2 separate regions of the Homo sapiens genome follow, and region 2 is linked to region 1. Evidence: chromatin loops called from intact Hi-C (ENCODE). Cell type or tissue: IMR-90. All regions are shown on one strand. Links, peaks and the distances in the headings refer to the core of each region. The heading gives the core; the rest is flanking DNA. Region 1 has its middle 53 kb from the start of SLFN5. Region 2 holds the start of SLC35G3 (solute carrier family 35 member G3).

Region 1 (12,317 bases), core at 5,613-8,112:
TTTTCTGTTTGTTAGTTTTCCTTCTAACAGTCAGGCCCCTCTGCTGCAGATCTGGTGGAGTTTCCTGGAGGTCCACTCCAGACCCTGTTTGCCTGGGCATCACTAGTGGAGGCTGCAGAACAGCAAAGGTTGCTCCCTGCTCCTTCCTCTGGAAGCTTCATCCCAGAAAGGCACCCACCAGACGCCAGCCAGAGCTCTCCTGTATGAGGTGTCTGTTGACCCCTGCTAGGAGGTGTCTCCCAGTCAGGAGGCACGGGGGTCAGGGACCCACTTGAGGAGGCAATGTGTCTTTTAGCAGAGCTCGAGTGCTGTGCTGGGAGATCTGCTGCTCTCTTCAGAGTCGGCAGACAGGAAAGTTTAAGTCCACTGAAGCTGTGGCCACAGCTGCCCCTTTCCCCCATGTGCTCTGTCCCAGGGAGAAGGGAGTTTTATCTATAAGGCCCTGACTGGGGCTGCTGCCTTTCTTTCAGAGATGCCCTGCCCAGAGATGAGGAATCTAGAGAGGCAGTCTAGCTACGGTAGCTTTGCTGAGCTGCAGTGGGCTCCACCAAGTTCAATTTCCCAGAGGCTTTGTTTACACTGTGAGGGGAAAACCACCTACTTAAACCTGAGTAGTGGTGGACCCCCCTCCCCCCACCAAGCTCACACATCCCAGGTCAACTTTAGACTGCTGTGCTGGCAGAGAGAATTTCAAGGCAGTGGATCTTAGCTTGCTGGGCTCCATGGGGGGTGGGATCTGCTGAGCTAGACCCCTTGGCTCCCTGGCTTCAGCCCCCTTTCCAGGGAAGTGAATGGTTCTATCTTGCTGGGTTCCAGGTGCCACTGGGGTATGAAAAAAACTCCTGCAGCTAGCTCAATGTCTGCCCAAATGGCTGCCTGGTTTTGTGCTTGAAATCCAGGGCCATGGTGGTGTAGGCACCCGAAGGAATTTCTTGGTCTGAAGGTTGCAAAGACCATGGGAATAGCATAGTATCTGGGCCAGAATGTACCATTCCTCATGGCCCAGTCCCTCATGGCTTCCCTTGGCTAGGGGTGGGAGTTCCCTGACCCCTTGTGCTTCCCAGAAGAGGCAACGCCCCATCCTGCTTTGGCTTACCCTCCATGGGCTGCACCCACTGTCCAACCAGTCCCAGTGAGATGAGCCATGTACCTCAGTTGGAAATGCAGAAATCACCTGACTTCTGCTCTGATCTCACTGGGAGCTGCAGACTAGAGCTGTTCCTATTCATCCATCTTGTCCATACTCTCCCTTTTATAAAATTTTTCATGACTTACACAGACAATCTCTGACATGCCTTGACTTTCTGACTTGTAAACATCCCTCTCCTTAAACAACCAGTTAATTTACTTTAGGACAAGAATTTACCATATAAGATTCTTTTTTATATAAATTTTCCTTTTCTTTTTTTTTTTTTGAGACAGAGTCTTGCTCTGTCACCCAGGCTGGAGTGCAGTGGCGCGATCTCAGCTCACTGCAATCTCTGCCTCCTGGGTTCATGCCATTCTCCTGCCTCAGCCTCCCGAGTAGCTGGGACTATGGGCACCTGCCACCACACCTGGCTAATTTTTTGTATTTTTAGTAGAGACGGGGTTTCACCATGTTAGCCAGGATGGTCTCAATCTCCTGACCTCGTGATCCACCTGCCTCGGCCTCCCAAAGTGCTGGGATTACAAGCGTGAGCCACTGTGCCTGGCCATAAATTCTTTTTTCTTTAATATCAAGATTAGAAGTTAGGGTATTTCACTAAATAGTTCAAGATGTAGCTATCTTTATTAAACCAATATTAATGTTTCATTGATTAAAAAATTACAGAAGCAAAGATTATTCTGTTTGGGCTGAGTTATAGTTTTGTGGCCTCTATGCAAAATTTTCACATCTTATAGTATTTGGCAGAGATAACTATGAAATTGCTTGATTAATAAATGCAAACAAAAATGTATGCTGGAAACTTTTAAGACATTTCTAATCTTACTGTACTAGTAAGTTTTAAAGATTAAAGTCACATGAACTGAAAGGTCCCACAGCTTTTACTTTTCTGTTAAAAATATTTGATTTAAGTGCTTATTTTTCTTAGGTCAATTAATTAGAGCTTTTTAAATAGGCATTGCACACATAACACATACATAGCCACACAGACAACCAGAAGAAGATCCAGTAATTAGAATTTTTTTTTTTTTTGCCCCTTTCCCAATTGGATCACTGGCCTTTGGGTGAGACCCTTTAAGAACAGGGCTATGAAAACAGTTTCCAGGGCCTAATAAACAAGCATAGCTGGAAGACAAAGACAGATTTTGAGAGGTACTTATTCATCTTTAATTCCAGGGGTTCCATAAGGAAAACAGATTTTTTCCCAAAACGGGATTTGTGGCAGCTTTTCTGTTTTCCCAAGGAGTCCCAGGCCACCAGAAGTCATTTTGGGATTTTTCATATATGCACCAAGAGTGGTAAGACAGAGTGGAGAAAAGTAATTCAGTTGACTGGGGAAAAAAACCTTTTCCAGGAAAACAAGATTTATGAAGAGAAAAACATAAAGGCCTTTTGAATATACTCATAGCTTGAATATTCATTTTAATTAAATTGAGAGCTGTTTTTCATCAGGGGTGAGGGTGGAGGTTAGAATTATATAAATATGCCATGTTAAATTAAAGGATTGGGTTATGTGCAGGAATTCCCTGCACTAGTCAGGGGGATTTTCAGAGAAAGATCCCAGGCACTGTTTGATCTGCGACAAATCAGATGTGGAGAAAGGGCATGAATGGGAGCAATGCCTTCAACCGCAGCCACTTCCTGGAGACGGAGAATGGCAGGGTGGTTTGACTGGTTGGAGCAGTTTTTGAATGGGTAACAGATGGAGAAGGAGAAGGAGCAGGGTTTGGAGCTGAAAGCTTGCGGGCAGGAGGCGTCACTGAAGTGGAGGATTCAGATAGGTTGAGGAGCAGATGCAGGGGGATAAGAATATGGAGGGGGTTCATCTGCAGGGTCAAAGGGGTTTTGGAGGAAGGAGTTTCAGAGAAAGGAGAGACCTGGGGAAGGTTATCATTAAGAAGAAAGACTTCATGAGGGGTGCAAGTTTGACACAGGGAGGGTTGGGATCTAAAGTAAAAGAAAGCCTGAATATAGGGAACCTCCTGCCATTTGCTGTTCCTAGTTATAAAGTTGTCAAGGTCCCTGAGAATTTGAAAGTCAAAGGTGCCATTTTCAGGCTACCAGCTGTCATTATCTAATTTGTATTGGGGCCAGGCCATGTTGCAATAAAAAAGCATACTCTTTGGCTTTATGCTTCCTTTAAGCCAAGCTTAGCAACATTGTGAAGGAGACAGCCCAATGGAGAGGACTTAGGAAAGTGGGATTGTTTGGCACCCATGTGGACTGGTAAGAGGAAGCTGAAGGTGTCTGTTTTTGTTCTAGGCATCCACAGATAAAAGACAGAAACCTGGAATCCTCTTTATAAAGAGGATGATCAAGCTGCGAAGAAACTGGGCATCTCCAAGATTTCTTCTAGCTTAGTCCCACTGGTCCTCTGAGGACCGGGACAGCTGACCTGACTCTCCCAGGTGCTGTGAGAAAGTCAGGAGAGGGCAGATCTTACTAGTCAGCTGGATTAGTGTCCGATGTTGGATGTTCTGATTGGAATTGGCAAAGGGCCCCTTGGACTAGAGCTTCACAAGGAAGAGAGGGAGAGAGAGACAGAGAGAGAGAGAGAGAGAGAGAGAGAGAGAGAAGAGGATGAGGGAGGAGGGAAGAGAGCAAAATACCCATTGTGGGCAGCCAGAGGTGGATTCCTAAGACCTGAGGGCTTTGAGGGTTCACTGGAGATTTGCCCCAGCCTGAGCCTCACAGTCCCCTTCAGGTTAGTTGTCCTCCTCAGACAAATTGCTAGAAAAGTGAAGTGAGAGACAAGACAAGATGGGTGGCCAGAGACTCTCAGGATCCAGCAGGATGAGCAGCTGCTGTCCACTGCTTTTTGGGTTGCAGGAGAACCTCTACCCCCAGCACCCATCCTGAGTTTTGGCAGCAAATGTAAGAGTTAAAGAAAGAGGAAAGAAACACGAAAAGTGACTCACCAGTCAAAGACAGGTTTATTTTGGAGAATAAACCTGAGAGGGGCTTCTGGCTGATTTTGGTCAGGAGCACACTCTCTTACAGATTAAGCGTATTTGTTGATTTTAGGGTGAGAGAGCTTATCATAGGCTTGGAATGTTTCTTTGTGGGGAAGAAGTTTATTGTGGGTTTGGAATGTCTCTGGTAGGAGGGGAGGTTGTCTTGGGGCTGACATCTCTCTGGGGAGGGGTTTATCTTATGGTTGAAATGTTTCTGGTCAGAGATGTCATTTATGGTTTATGGTCATGCTGGCCTTAGCCTTTAGGCTGATGCCCTGTGGATTTAGGTGGTTTTTGATTAAGGGGAACTTTAGAATGGTGGTGTTTGTCCAAGATGGTGATGCTCCTGTTCTGTCAAAGTCCCTAGGCTGCACACAGCACAGGGATCCTCTGTCCAGCCCAGGAAACTACTTTTTCCTCCTGGGCCTCCAGACCTGTGATGGGAGGGGCTGCTGTGAAGGTCTCTGACATGGCCTAAAGACATTTTCCCCATGGTCTTGGGGATTAACAGTAGGCTCCTCACTGCTTATGCAAATTTCTGCAGCTGGCTTGAATTTCTCCCCAGAAAATGGGGTTTTCTTTTCTATTGCATAGTCAGGTTGCAAACTTTCCAAACTTTTATGCTCTGCTTCTGTTATGAAATTGAATGCCTTTAACAAGTCACCTCTTGAATGCTTTGCTGCTTAGAAATTTCTTCCACCAGATACCCTAAATCATCTTTCTCAAGTTCAAAGTTTTACAAATTTCTAGGGCAGGGGCAAAATGCCACCAGCCTCTTTGCTAAAACATAACAAGATCCACCTTTACTCCAGTTCCCAACAAGCTCCTCATCTCCATCTGAGACCACCTCAGCCTAGACCTTATTGTCCATATCACTATCAGCATTTTGGTCAAAGCCATTCAACAAGTCTCTAGGAAGTTCCAAACTTTCCCACATTTTCCTGTCTTCCTCTGGGGCTTCCAAACTGTTCCAACTTCTGCCTGTTACCCAGCTCCAAAATCACTTTCACATTTTCTGGTATCTTTTCAGCAATACCCCTCTACTGGTAACAATTTACTATATTAGTCTGTTTTCATGCTGCTGATAAAGACATACCCAAGACTGGGAAGAAAAGGAGGTTTATTGGGACAGTTCCACATGGCTGGGGAAATCTCAGAATCATGGCGGGAAGTGAAGGCACTTCTTACATGGTGGTGGCAAGAGAAAATGAGCTAGAAGCAAATGAGGAAACCCCTGATAATCCCATCAGATCTCATGAGACTTATTCACTATCATGAGAATAGCATGGGAAAAGACGGCCTCCATCATTAAACTACCTCTCCCTGGGTCCCTCCCATAACATGTGGGAATTCCGGGAGATACAATTCAAGCTCAGATTTGGATGGGGACACAGCCAAACCATATCAATGACTGTACTAATTTACATTTCCTCCAACAGTGTACAAGAGTTTTCTTTTTTCCTCATCCTCTCCAACACTTGTTTTCATTCATCTTTTTTGTAATAGTCAATCTAACAGCATGAGGTGATATATTATTGTGGTTTTATTTACATTTCCCTGATCAGTAATATTGAGCATTTTTCCAAATATCTATTGGCCATTTGTGTGTATTTTGAAAAATGTGTATTCACATTGTTTGCCCAGTTTTTAATCAAGTTATTTGTTTCTTTCGATTGAGTCATTTGAATACCTTGTATATTTTGGATATTAGCCCATTTTATGCTGTATAATTTGCAAATATGTTCTCCCAATCCGTGGACTGTATCTTCACTCTGTTAATTATTTCCTTTGCTGTGCAGTAGTTTTTTTTGTTTGATGCAATACCATTTGTCTATTATTGTTTTCATTGCCTGTACTTTTGGGACCTAGCAAAGAAATCACTGCCCAGAACAAGCTCACGTTTTTTATGGTAAGAAGGAAAAGTCTATATTCTGAAAAGATGGCAGATGTTTTATTTAACCAGAAATTAACTGCCTTCAAGGACCCTTTTTTAGATTCTTTCTGAGGATCCTTGAAGGGAGTCCATTTCCTGGAAATTAACGCAGGAAATGGGAGTTTCAAGGATGGAGATTCTTTAGGCATGAGTATAGTCTAGAGGAAGATGTGACAAATCACATAATTGGGCTTCAAGCAGTGATGGCCCAGGAAGGCCTAACTGGACTCCTAAGGACTCAGCAGAACTGAAGGCATTTGAGAGCACTCACTCCTTCTGTCAGACTCTCTCCAAAGTTAAATCAAGGAGAAATATTGTTTTTTCCATTATGCTGATGCAGCCTGACCACTGTGAGGACTGTGGGACTTTACAAGGATGGTGTTAAAAGTAGAGGTAAACAGCAAGATTTCACAATCATGCAAAGGAAAGAAAAGGGCGCTATAAAAATATATTAACTAACCAGCCAAGGAAAGGGAAAGGGGAGAAAAACAAGAAAATTCAGTGTTGCAAAAGTGATAATTTGCAACTGACAATGTTTGCTCTGATTCTGTTTTTCTACCCTGCCCCTGCCTCTGCCTCTCTTGGCCTCTCCAAGACCTGACACAATGCCCGCCCCGCCCGTCCCATCCTTCATATCCACACTCAATCACAGTGTGAATGTCAAGACTGAGAAGAACCTGCCCTAGGGTTTCACATGGCAGCTTTTTGCTCACTGAGGCCTCCCTGACTTCCCAGTCTAATGTACCAACTCCTCTTACCAGACAGACAAACCAGACAGACACACATTCACAGATACCGAGAGCCTTTCTGTTGTACTGCCTTGCTTTACAACCCTATTATCCCTTTTCATGCTCTGCCATTCCGTGTACTCATGTTTGTTCACATATTCCAGAACTTTCCTGTCATGTCTGCCTCTGGACTCCCAGCACTTAGATCTACTAGTTTCATACACAGGCTGGGGTAGGAGCCTGTGTATGAAACTTCTTAGATGGAAAGCCTTCCAATCAGTTATCACCCTTTAGAATATACAGTTGTGTCTCACCCTGGAGGCTGGAAAGAGTTGAAGGTTCTGTGCAACAGTTGTTTCAGCTGCTCTTGGAGGGGTCAGAAATGTGACCTGCATCTTTGCCAACATATGTTATTTTTTGACTTTTTAGTAATAACCATTCGGACTCATGTAAGATGATATCTCATTGTGGTTTTCATTTGCATTTATCTGACAATTAGTGATGCTGAAAATTTTTTTATATGCTTGTTGGTCATTTGTATGTCTTCTTTAAAAAAATGTCTATTCAAATCCTTTGCCCACTTTTGTTGTTGTTGCTGTTATTGTTGTTGAAGTTTGAGTTTTTCACAAATTCTGGATGCCAGTCCCCTGTTGAATGGTTGAATGGATAGTTTGCAAATATTTTCTCCCATTCTGCAGGTCTGTTCACTCTATTGATTTTTTTTTCTGTGCAGAAGCTTTTTAGTTTAAGTCCCATTTGTCTATTTTTGTTTTTGTTGCTTGTGATTTTGAGGCCTTAGTCATAAATTCGTTGCCTAGATCAATGTCCACAAGAGTTTTACCTAGGTTTTCTTCTAGAATTTTTATAGTTTCACGTCTTATAATTGAGTCTTTAATCCATCTTGTATATCGTGAGAGATAGGAGTCCAGTTGCATTCTTCTGGATGTGGCAATCCAATTTCCCCACCATCATTTATTGAAAAGGGGATCCTTTCCCCAGTGTATGTTTTTGTCAACTTTGCCAAAGATCAGTTGGCTGTATGTGTGTGGCTTTATTTCTGAGTTCTCTGTTCCATTAATCTATATGTCTATTTTTGTACCAGTACCATGGTGTTTTGCTTACCATAGCCTTGTAGTATAGTTTGAGATCAGGTAATGTGTTGCTTCCGAGTTTGTTCTTTTTGCTTAGGATTGCTTTAGCCATTTGGGCTCTTTTTTGGTTCCAAGTGAATTTTAAGATTGTTTTTTTCCAACTCTGCGAAAAACAACATTGGTATTTTGATAGATATTGCATTGAATCTGTAGATTGCTTTGTGCAGTATGGTCATGTTAATGACATTAATTCTTCTGATCCATGAGAATAAGATGCTTTTCCATTTGTTTGTGTCATCTACAACTGCTTTCATCAGTGTTTTGTAGTTTTCCTTGTAAAGATCTTTTATCTCCTTGGTTAAATATATTCCTGGGCATTTTATTTTATTTTACTTCATTTTTTGTAGCTATGTTAAATGGGATTGCCTTCTTGATTTGGTTCTCTGCTTGATCATTATTAATGCAGAGAAATGCTAATGACTTTTGTACACTGATTTCGTATTGTGAAACTTTACTGAATTCATTTATCAGATCTAGAGCTTTTTGGAGAAGTCTTTAGCAATTTCTAGATATAAGGTTATATTGCCAGTGAACAGAGATAATTTGACTTCCTCTTTTCCAAGTTGGATACCTTTTATTTCTTTCTCTTGCCTGATTGCCCTATGAGTTCAGCACTATGTTGAATAGGAGTGGTGAGAATGAACATCCTTGTCTTGCTCCAGTTCTTAGAGGGAATGCTTGCAACTTTTTCCTATTCAGTATGATGCTGGCTGTGGGTTTGTTGTATAGGGCCTTTATTATTTTAAGGTAGTTCTTCTGAAGTTTGTTGAAGATTTGTATCATGAAAGGGTGCTGACTTTTATCAAATGCTTTTTCTGCATCTATTGAGATGATTCATGAAGAATTTTTGTATCACTGCCTGGCAGATGTTTTTCATTCTGTTAAAATTTTTAGAAACCAAGTCATGCTTTCCCAGTTAACAAAGAAGCAAAGTTAAATACTAAACTGCAATGTATTGAGAATATGTAACATTACTTTTACCAATGAAACCAGAAAGAATCCCTCTCTAAGTTATTTAGGAAAATGAAATGGATAGCAAATAAGTAATAATATTTATTTGCTATCATCGCAGTCAAATTGCTTACCTAATAAATTTACTCAAAAGCAAATTTCCACAAATGCCAAGAATGTTGCCACAGTAAAGCACATTCTTAATCTTTTCCATGATCTTCATAGTCACAACTACATCAGGTAAGCCACAAATTCTTCATTTGTCTTGGAGCAAGTCTTTAAAGGCAATTCCTGCTGTTTATTTAAGAGTAGATTTATACCTCAGATCCCAACTGGCCACATAAGAATTTTCTAAACCCAAACAAGGCTATCACAGGGAACATTAGCATAGCTTCGTGTTTTAGGTGGCTGTAAGCTGATAAGACTCAAGATAAATTATTTGCAAGTCTGAACCACTGAGGAGCTGTGTGTTTCTCTCAGATCCCAGAGTGAAGACCATAATCAAGACACATACACTTCCATGTTTCATTCATGTTCACTAACTTTACTAGCGTGCGTGGGATGGCCCCTCCAACCTGCATCATTCCATACTCTGGACCCAGGTCCACAGCCCCACTGCTAAAAAAAAATAAACAAACAACAACAAAAAAAATGCTTTTTGAGAAACAAAGCATATTTATTTATTTATAATAACAGCTGTATTGAGATACAATTTACATACTATTAAGTTCACTCTTTTAAAGTATACAACTCTGGGATTTTTAGTATTTTCATAGAGTCGTGCATCCATCTTCACTATCTAATTCCAGAACACGTTCAGTACCCCAACAAGAAACCCCCATACCCAGAGCAGTCACTCCTCAATCTCCCTTTCCCTACCTTCAGTCCCTGGCAACCACTAATCTAACTTCTGTTCCTATGGATTTGCCTTTTCTGGATGTTTTATATAAATAAATACATACAATATGTGTCTGGCCTCTTTCACTTACTTAGCATAATGTTTTCACAGTTTATCTGTCGTAGCACGTATCAGTACTTCACCTTTTTGTATGGGAGAATTTCATTGTGTACCACATTTTGCTCATCCATTCATCAGTTGATTGATGTTTGGATTGTTTCCACTTCAGACTGTTATGAATAATGCTGCTATGAATTTTTGTGTACAAATTTTTCTGAGGACATATGGTTTTGCTTTCCTTGCTGAGTCATATAACTTTTTGAAGCACTGGTTCTTTGTTTTGTTTTGTTTTCTTAGAGACAGGGTCTCTATCACCCAAGTTGGAGTGCGATGGTGCAATCATATCTCACTGCAGCCTCTAACTCCTCAAGATCTTCCTACCTCAGCCTCCTGAGTAGCCAGGACTTCAGGTGTGCACAGCCTCATCCAGATAATTTTTAATTTTTATTTTTTATGGAGACAAGGTCTTTCTATGTTGCCCACGCTGGTCTTAAATTCCTGGCTTCAAGCAATCTTTCCACCTCAGTCTTCCAAAGTGTTGGGATTACAGGCTTGAGCCACTGCACCTGGCTATCTTTTCACTTTCTTAATGATGTCCCTTGAAACACACAAAAAATTTGAATTTTAATGCAGTACAGTTCATCTTTTTTCCCGTCTTGTGCTTTTCCTGTCATATCTAACAAATCATTGCCTCATCCAAGCTAACAAAGATTTGCTCCTATGTTTTATTCTAAGAGCTTTATAATTTTAGCTCTTACAAGTAAGCCTATGAGTCAGTTTGAGTTATTTTCTTGTGTACAATATGAGATATAGGTCTAACTTGATTCTTTTGCATGTGGATATCCAGTTGTCTCAGCACTATTTGTTGATAAGACTAGTCTTTTTCACATGGAATTAACCTGACGCTCTTGTCAACAATCAGTTGATCATAAATGTATTTATTTCTGGACTTTCAGTTCTATTCCATTGATTTATGTGTCTACCCTCATGCAATACCACACTGCTTTAAATTTTTGAATCAAGAAGAGTGAATCCTCTAAATTTGTTCTCTTTCAAGATTATTTTGACTATTATGGATCCCCTGATTTCCATATGAATTTTAGGATCATGTTATCAATTTCTGCAAAAAGAGAAGCTGGAATTTTGAAAGAGATTACATTGACTCTATAGATCCATTTGGAGAGTATTGCCATCATGACAAAATTAAACCTTCCAATTCATGAACATGGAATATTTTTCCATTTGCTTAATTCCTTTAAATGATATCTCATAGTTTTCAATGGACAGTTTTTTTTTTTGAGACAGGGTCTCACTCTGTTGCCCAGACTGGAGTGTAGTGATGTGATCACGGCTCACTGCAGCCTCAACCTCCTAGGCTCGAGTGATCCTCCCATCTCAGCCTCCCAAGTAGCTGGTACTACAGGCATGCGCCACCATGTCTGGCTAATTTTTTTGTATTTTCTGCAGATACGGAATTTTGTAATATTGCCCAAGCTGATTTCAAACTCCTGGGCTCAAACGATCCACCCACCTCGACCTCCCAAAGTTCTGGGAACACAGGGATGAGTCACCACGCTCGGCTGATGGACAAATCTTACATTTCTCTTATTCCTAAGTATTTTATTATTTTTGATGTTTTCATAAATGGAATTGTTTTCTAAATTTTATTTTCAAATTTTGTATTGCTATTACACAGAAATACAACTGATTTTTGTAACCAGATCTTGCATCTTGCACCTTATTTAACTCATTTATTCATTATAATAGTTTCCAACTGGATACTTTAGTTTTTATATCATATCATATGCAAATAGAGATAGTTTTACTTCTTTTATTTCACTCTAGGTGTCTTTTATTTTCTTTTCTTGCCAAATTATCCTGGCTAGAACTTCCAGTACCATGTTGAATGGAAGTGGCGAGAGCAGAAATTATAGTCTTGTTCTTGATCTCAGAGGGAAAGTATTTAGTTTTTCACCATTAAGTTTGGTGTGGTTGTGGAGTTTTAGTAGATGGCCTTTATCAAGTTGAGGAGATGTTCTTCTATTCCTAGTTGTTTAGTGTTTTTATCATGAAAGGACACTGTATTTTGTCAAGTTTTTTTCTGTATATATTGATGTGATCATGGGGTTTTTGTCTTTTATTCTATTAATATGATGTATTACATTGATTTTGTATGTCAAGCCCAACCTTACATTCCTGGGATAAATCTCAATTGGTCATGACTTATACTCCTTTTTATATGTTGCTGTCTTTGGTTTGATAGTATTTTGTTCAGGATTTTTGCATGTATATTCGCAAGGTATATTGGTCTGTAATTTTATTTTCTTGTGATATCTTTGTCTGTCTTTAGTATCAGAGTAATATTGGCTACATAGAATGAGTTGGAAAGTATTCCATTTTCTTCTGTTTTTAAGAAAAATTTATGAATAATTGGTGTTAATTCTTTTTTAAGGTCTGATGAAATTCACCAGGGAAGCCATCTGTGCTTTTCTTTG
Region 2 (8,185 bases), core at 629-3,128, 100 kb after region 1:
GGATTTGTTCCCAAAAGCACAGACAACAAAATTAAATATAGACAAATGGTATCATATCAAAGTAAAAAGCTTCTTGGTTCATGATGTGTAGCTAAAACAAACAAACTAAAAACCTTCTGCACAGCAAACAATCAACAGAGTAAAGAGATAACCTATGGAATGGGAGAAAATATTTGCAAGCCAGACATCTGATAAGGGGTTAATATCCAACACATATAAAGAGCTCAAACAACTCAATAGCAACAAAACAAAACAAAAAAGCAATTAAGACCTGCTTTCTGCTGACCAAGTCTTCTTCCTTACCCCTCCCTAATAAGAAGAAAAAAAGGCAATTAAAAGATGGGTAACTCCTCCTTAGTATAGTGGTAAAATTTAAACATTAAAAAAGTTTTGGGACCAGTCTGGTCACTCACACCTGTAATCCCAGCACTTTCGAAGGCCAAGGTGGGCAGATTGCCTGAGCCCAGGAGTTCAAGACTAGCCTGGGCAACATAATAAAACACTGTCTCTACAAAAAAAAAAAAAAAATTAGCTGGGCTTGAGCCATGTTTGTGTCACTGCACTTGAGCCTGGGTGAGAGAGCGAGACCCTGTCTCAAAAAAAAAAAAAAAAAAAAAAGCTTTAAGTTGTAAAAAAAAGTGGGTAAGATCAAAAGAAGAGAAGGAAAGAAAACAATGTATAAGATACCTGAGCTCTCCCTCTCCCTCTCCCTCTCCCCACGGTCTCCGTTTCCCTGTCTTTCCACGGTCTCCCTCTGATGCGGAGCCGAAGCTGGACTGTACTGCTGCCATCTCGGCTCACTGCAACCTCCCTGCCTGATTCTCCTGCCTCAGCCTGCGATTGCAGGTGCGCACCGCCACGCCTGACTGGTTTTCGTATTTTTTTGGTGGAGACGGGGTTTCGCTGTGTTGGCCAGGCTGGTCTCCAGCTCCTAACCACGAGTGATCTGCCAACCTCGGCCTCCCGAGGTGCCGGGATTGCAGACGGAGTCTCATTCACTCAGTGCTCAATGTTGCCCAGGCTGGAGAGCAGTGGCGTGATCTCGGCTAGCTACAACCTCCACCTCCCAGCCGCCTGCCTTGGCCTCCCAAAGTGCCGAGATTGCAGCCTCTGCCCAGCCGCCACCCCGCCTGGGAAGTGAGGAGCGTCTCCGCCTGGCCGCCCATTGTCTGGGATGTGAGGAGCCCCTCTGCCCGGCTGCCCAGTCTGGGAAGTGAGGAGCGCCTCTTCCCGGCCGCCATCCCATCTAGGAAGTGAGGAGCGCCTCTTCCCGGCCGCCATCCCGTCTAGGAAGTGAGGAGCGTCTCTGCCCGGGGGCCCATCGTCTGAGATGTGGGGAGCGCCTCTGCCTGGCCGCGACCCCATCTGGGAGGTGAGGAGCGTCTCTGCCCGGCCGCCCCATCTGAGAAGTGAGGAGCCCCTCCGCCCCGCAGCTGCCCCATCTGAGAAGTGAGGAGCCCCTCCGCCCGGCAGCCGCCCCGTCTGAGAAGTGAGGAGCCCCTCCACCCGGCAGCCGCCCCGTCTGGGAAGTGAGGAGCTTCTCTGCCCGGCAGCCGCCCCGTCCAGGAGGGAGGTGGGGGGCAGCCCCCGCCGGGCAAGCTGCCCCGTCTGGGAGGGAGGTGGGGGGTCAGCCCCCGCCCGGCCGCTGCCCCGTCCGGGAGGTGGGGGGCACCGCTGCCCGGCCGCCCCTTCTGGGAAGTGAGGAGCCCCTCTGCCCGGCCACCACCCCGTCTGGGAGGTGTACCCAACAGCTCATTGAGAACGGGCCATGATGACGGTGGTGGTTTTGTGGAATAGAAAAGGGGGAAAGGTGGGGAAAAGATAGAGAAATCAGATTGTTGCTGTGTCTGTGTAGAAAGAAGTAGACATGGGAGACTTCATTTTGTTCTGTACTGGGAAGGGTTCTTCTGCCTTGGGATGCTGTTGATCTGTGACCTTGCCCCCAGCCCTGTGCTCTCTGGGGCATGTGCTGTGTCCACTCAGGGTTAAATGGATTAAGGGCGGTGCAAGATGTGCTTTGTTAAACAGATGCTTGAAGGCAGCATGCTCGTTAAGAGTCATCACCACTCCCTAATCTCAAGTACCCAGGGACACAAACACTGCAGAAGGCCGCAGGGTCCTCTGCCTAGGAAAACCAGAGACCTTTGTTCACTTGTTTATCTGCTGACCTTCCCTCCACTATTGTCCTATGACCCTGCCAAATCCCCCTCTGCGAGAAACACCCAAGAATGATCAATAAAAAAAAACAAAAAACAAAAAAAGAAAGAAAAGAAGCAGAGTTGGACTCAGTGGGAAAATAGGCGTGCTACCACCTCAGGAGAGTTCCAGGGAAGAATCCCACCCCCACTCCAATGAGGTCACAATGGCTGGAGCTCTGAGGGGCCCAGGCTCCCTGAGCCAGGAGGAGAGGAGAAAGTCCAAGGAAAGATGGCTGGCAGTCACCCCTATTTCAACCAGCCTGACTCCACACACCCATCGCCGCCCTCCGCTCCACCCAGCCTCCGCTGGTACCAGCGCTGCCAGCCCTCTGATGCCACCAGTGGCCTGCTGGTGGCCCTGCTGGGTGGGGGCCTGCCTGCTGGCTTCGTGGGCCCCCTTTCTCGTATGGCTTACCAGGCTTCCAACCTGCCCTCGCTGGAGCTGCTCATCTGGCGATGCCTCTTCCACCTCCCTATTGCCCTGCTACTTAAACTGCGTGGCGACCCCCTTCTGGGAACTCCTGACATCCGAAGCCGGGCCTTCTTCTGTGCCCTGCTCAACATCCTCAGCATTGGATGTGCCTACAGTGCGGTTCAGGTGGTGCCCGCTGGCAACGCTGCCACTGTTCGCAAAGGTTCTTCCACCGTCTGCTCCGCCGTCCTCACTCTCTGCCTTGAGAGCCAGGGTCTCAGTGGCTACGACTGGTGTGGACTGTTGGGCTGCATCCTAGGACTAATCATCATTGTGGGACCTGGACTCTGGACACTACAGGAGGGGACCACGGGTGTCTACACCGCCCTGGGCTATGTGGAGGCTTTCCTGGGAGGCCTGGCGCTGTCCCTGAGGCTTCTGGTCTATCGTTCTCTGCACTTTCCCCCCTGCCTCCCAACAGTGGCCTTCCTATCTGGCTTGGTGGGGCTGCTGGGCTCTGTGCCAGGCCTCTTTGTGCTGCAGGCCCCCGTGTTGCCCAGTGACCTCCTGAGTTGGAGTTGTGTGGGGGCAGTGGGGATCCTCGCCTTGGTCTCCTTCACATGTGTGGGCTATGCGGTCACCAAGGCCCACCCTGCCCTGGTGTGCGCTGTCCTACATTCCGAGGTGGTTGTGGCCCTTATACTGCAGTATTATATGCTCCATGAGACTGTGGCACCTTCTGACATCGTGGCGGCAGGGGTTGTGCTGGGCAGCATTGCCATCATTACAGCCCAGAACCTCAGCTGTGAGAGGACAGGGAGGGTGGAGGAGTGAGATAGAACTTGGGAGCCCGGGGGTTGGGAGGGACAGGGATAAATAAAGGCAAAGACTGAAGACAAACATGGGAGGAGAAGTGACTGGAAAAGAACTGGTGTGGGAGAGGGATACCTCTCAGAGTCAAGGGTGACTTGGGGACTTGGTGGAGAGGGACTACGTGGAAGACCTGGGGCCAGCCTGGGACCAAGGGATGTGGAGTCCAGGCTGGGTCCTAGAATCAGGGCATAACTAAGGGGTAAAGTCTGAGGAGCAGATCCAAAGGGCTGAGGCAGGGAGGCCGTGGGCCATGGGGAGGACTTCACTCAGCAGCAAAGAGAAGAGCATTGGGGCTGGAGTGTTCCGGCAAAGACAGAGCCAGCAGCTGCGCTGGGGGAGGGAAGCGTGCCTCCCCACCCCTCCCCTCACGGGGAAGGTTTCCTTTCCTCGTGCTTGTGCCCCCCGCTTGGGGTGGTGACGTGACATTGACATCAAACAAGGATTACAGTGAATGTGAAAAAAAAAAAAAAAGATACCTGAATAGACATTTCTATGACATTTTAAAAGCCATGAATTTATTTTGGCACAAATATTTTATCATATGCAGTCACTTCTTTGTAAATGATTTTTTGTAAAGTCATTGGATATAAAAGAGTGATTTTCCTCACCTGAGTACATGAAAAGAAAATGCTGAAATCAATGTATAAATCAAATCATCTGTACTAGCACTGTTAATCTAGAAGAAAGTGGTTGCATAGAGAAGAGTAAGAATGTAGACCAGCTTATTGAAGTAGGAAAAGAAAAAAAAAAGGAGCTTCAGAGGTAGGCTTTGCCTCTTAAAAAAATTAAAAACATAAGTCACTGTGTTGTGCTTGGGAGTTAGCAGCAAAAAAAAAAAAAAAAAATGAAGTCACTGTCTGTGAAAGGAAAAGAAAAAATGAAAAGAGTTTGCATCCATTGAAGTATGCAGAAAAAGAAAACAAGTTTTAAAATAAAATAAAATGAGTATAGTTGGGGGCTTAGCAATGGACATACAGAGTGGAGTAATAGACACCGGAGGCTCCAAAAGGTGGGCAGATGGGTGGGGGATGAGGGATGAAATCCTACCTATTGGGTACAATGTTCACTATTCTGATGATGAGGATGCTATGCAATATGCTTTACCACTACGCAATGTATCCATGCAACAAAACTGCACTTGTACTCCTAAATCCATAAAAATTTAAAATTGTCTTGGCTGAGACCTCTTTTAAAAAATAATAAAATAAAAAAATTAGAGAGAATAGTAAGAGCAGAGCAAGGACATTTAGTCTATAGTTTCAAATGGACTTAATCATTTGAAACAATAAAGTTTTTCATTGAATCTTCATAGAGTATTAAAAAAAAAGCTGCTCATTGGCAGAATTTCCCACTGAGTTAGTATAGATTACATGCTCTTTGATAAAAGCAGCAAATAAAGTTACTTGGTTTTTTTTCTCTTTAGTGTTTGCTTTAAGAGAAAAATCCTAAACTCCTTCAGAGGAAGGAAAAAAGAGACAGAGAGTGAGAAATCCTTAAAACTGTAGGGACTTCCAATGCCAGGAAACCATGAAATATGAGAGTATATTTAGCAATCATGGTGATTTAGCTCATGGTAATTGGCATATGTATAATTATAATTTGCATTCCAGTTATTTAAACTGAGATATTCCTGATCAGGTTTAACACACTTGGGGAAAGATCTCTTTCCCCAAGAAATAAGATGGAGAGAGTCTTTGGAGAGTGGCCTAACTGAACTGGTAAGTCAGCTTCCTCCGGATTTTGGTAATTTCCTCACTTCTTCCATAATTTCTCAGTGCCCTGGCCATTTTCTGATAAGTCATGGTCTTCCAACGGCCTTTTCTTTTCCGCCAAAGCTCGGCAAGTTTTCCTTTGTTTTTTGATACAAACGGAAAGATGCCTTTGATTTTATCTACCCACTGAATACAAGGTGCCATCTCCGGATTACACAGGGATTCGTGAAGGTATTCAAACAGTCTAAGCTTCTTCCTGCCTTTTCCCCACTTTTGCTGGAGAATAGTGGGTTGTACCAGCTGGTTTTCAGTTATGTTCTGCAGAGACTGATGAATGTTTCCTTCAAAATAGAAGTCCGCAGCACTGTTGATTACCGTTCTCCAATTACAGAGAGGTTCCTCTGTAGGCAACACTCCATAGCAGCTGGAATTTCCTTTGACGTGAGGACAATAATTGATTAAAGCCAGGTAATTTTTGTAATCTGGCGAGTACTAAAGATCTCCAGTTGAATGTTGCCTCAGTGCCTCAAAAGCATCCTCAAATGCTTGACCCAGCTTGTCTTGTTCAACACACGTCATGTTTCATTAATAAATTGACAATTTTGTTCCTTGGCAATTGTTGCAGGAAGACACTTCAACCCTTTATAGAGATATTTCATTAATATCAGAATTGTAAATTCAATGGTAGGCTGTCATGAAAATAAAAAATTATTTTCCAGCATGATGGTTCTGCCCATCAGTGTCCAATGCAGCATCCACTTGCATATGGTGGAAATAGCCTTCCCCTCCCCTGAAACACATGTCTGCCTCCCGCTTGGCTAACCTGTAACCTGCCATTGTAACAGCTGTCACGTTTGGCCAATTTTATGATTTTCATTGCCTTTTCTTGCCTTTTTGTACTAGCTACGCTCTTCGGTACAAAGTTGAATACAATTGGTAATAGCAAGTACTGTTATCTCATTCTTAATCTCGGGATAATTAAATATCACAGTGGCTATAGATTTTATACAGATAAACTTTATCACATTAAGGAAGCTTCTTTCTATTTTTAGTTTACTGAAGAGTTTTATCATGAATTGTTACTGAATTTTATCAAAAACTTTTCTTACGTCTATTGAGATAGTCATTATTTTATTCTTTATTCTGTTGATGTAGTACATTATATTGGTTGATAGTCTCATATTAACCAACTTATTGTTCTTAGAATAAACATAACTTGATTAATGTGTTATCTTTTTATATATTGGTGGATTTGGGGTGCTAGTATTTAGTAAAGGATTTTGTACCTATAGTCATAAAAGATACTGGTCTACAATTTTCCTATATGTCTTTGTTAAGTTTTGCTATCAAGCTATCCTCATAAAAAGAGCTGAAAGTGTCCTTTCTTTTATCTTCTTTGGAAGGGTTTGCATAAGACTGGTACTGTTTTGGCCAGACGCGGTGGCACACACCTGTAATCCCAACGCTTTGCGAGGCTGAGGTGAGAGGATTATTTGAGCCCAGGAGTTCAAGACCAGCCTGGTCTTTACAAAAAATAAAAAATAAAAATACTTGATGCACCTATAATATCATAGTGAATCTCCATTTCTATATAAAAAAAAAGTTTTTAAAAAGGAAAAGAAAAAAACATTAAGTTGGAGGACTAACAGTGAATATCAGCTACTCAGGAGACTGAGTGGGAGGATCGCTTGAGCCCAGGAGGTTGAAGCTGCAGTGAGCCGTGATCACGCCACTGCACTCCAGCCTGGGTGACAGAGTGAGACCCTGTCTCGAAAAACAAAAGAAAACAAAAGAATGGCATTGTTTCTTTCTTAAATGCCTGTAGAATTCACCAGTGAAACTAAATGGGCCTGAGTTTTCTTTGTGGGAAGGCTTTCCTTACCATCGTTGTTGTTATTACAAACGTAATTTCTCCAATAGGTATCATACTATTCAAATTTTCTATTTCTTCTTTTAACAGTTTAGTAAATGGTGTCTCAGACACTTAAACCTCTGTGACTCACAACCTCTGCTAACAAATTGGCAAACATCCCAAATGGAATCAACTTTACCAAAAAGTTAAGCTTCCTCCTTGGTGCTTCCCTTTTTGTTGGTCTCACTGCCTTAATGGCTCTCGGTGCCTTAAACAGATTGTTTAAGTTTTGCCCAGTTTTTCAATTTTTGTATGTCATGGTATTGTTTTGCCACAAGTTACTCTTACTAGGAACAGAAATTCTTTATTATTTACCTTTCACAAATGAGAAGACTAAGAGTCAAAGGGGTTAAATTTTTACAAAATATCCTTTTGGAGATATAAACTTTAAAACTGTATGCTTCTCAAATGGCAAAGGATTAATATGACACAGACCAAGTTCTCTGATAACAACATACTTCAGTTAAAAGTAATAATATAAATGATGAATTTTCCCATTATATGTTGGGAAACTAAGAAACATACCTCTAAGATATTTATAGATTTTCTGTAAGAGAATTGGTTGGAAAAACCTAGAAAGTTGGCAGGTATTGGCTGTTCCTTGCTGTTTTTGGGCAAACTACCTCAATAAAGAGATGATCTCAGGCTAGCATCTGCCTATTTGAAAGCATAGATGAAAAAAAAAAGAAATCTGCAAAGAAGGGCCCTCTTACAAGCAACAATATAAGAGTCTAGGCTGGAAAAGCCAACTACTTATGTAACCTAGGCAGTGGGAAACAAAGGTATTTGTCACAGCTTTTCTTAAAGGCCTCCCATGAAGACTTAGCCAGACAATGGGAGGCAGCCCAGTGGCAAAAATCAGATGAAGGAATTCAGCTTTCCTCTAGATCTTCTTGGACTATTTACAAAATATTCATGTTAAAGAATGTGGTCTCCCAGACTGGGCAACATAGTGAGACCCTGTCTCTACAAAAAAAAATTTTTTAATTACCTGGGGGTGGTGGTGTGTGCCTGTAGTCCCAGCTATTGAGGAGGCTGAAGTAGAAAGATCACTTGAGCCCAGGAGACCAAGGCTGCG

Evidence for each region. Peaks named below come from ENCODE experiments on the same cell type or tissue, not always from the same donor. Only the 100,000 strongest peaks of a DNase experiment are listed, where the experiment ranks them.
Region 2: it touches region 1 in a loop (2.1-fold over the local background); 2 of 110 quality-filtered maps call a loop at or near these places.

What each region holds. Positions count from the first base shown.
Region 1 is chr17:35,289,778-35,302,094 of GRCh38, reverse strand. No RefSeq gene overlaps it. Among named protein-coding and RNA genes, the nearest start is that of SLFN5, 53 kb to the right of the region's middle. In IMR-90, for the core only: no CTCF peak of the experiment used is centred there; no DNase peak of the experiment used is centred there.
Region 2 is chr17:35,188,550-35,196,734 of GRCh38, reverse strand. It overlaps SLC35G3 (solute carrier family 35 member G3), which reads left to right and starts at 2,342. Exons shown (of 1, transcript NM_152462.2): 1 at 2,342-4,215. The coding sequence starts at 2,428. The coding sequence ends at 3,444. UNC45B (unc-45 myosin chaperone B) reads right to left here. Exons shown (of 20, transcript NM_001267052.2): 20 at 7,392-8,185. It also overlaps the pseudogene SPICP2. In IMR-90, for the core only: no CTCF peak of the experiment used is centred there; no DNase peak of the experiment used is centred there.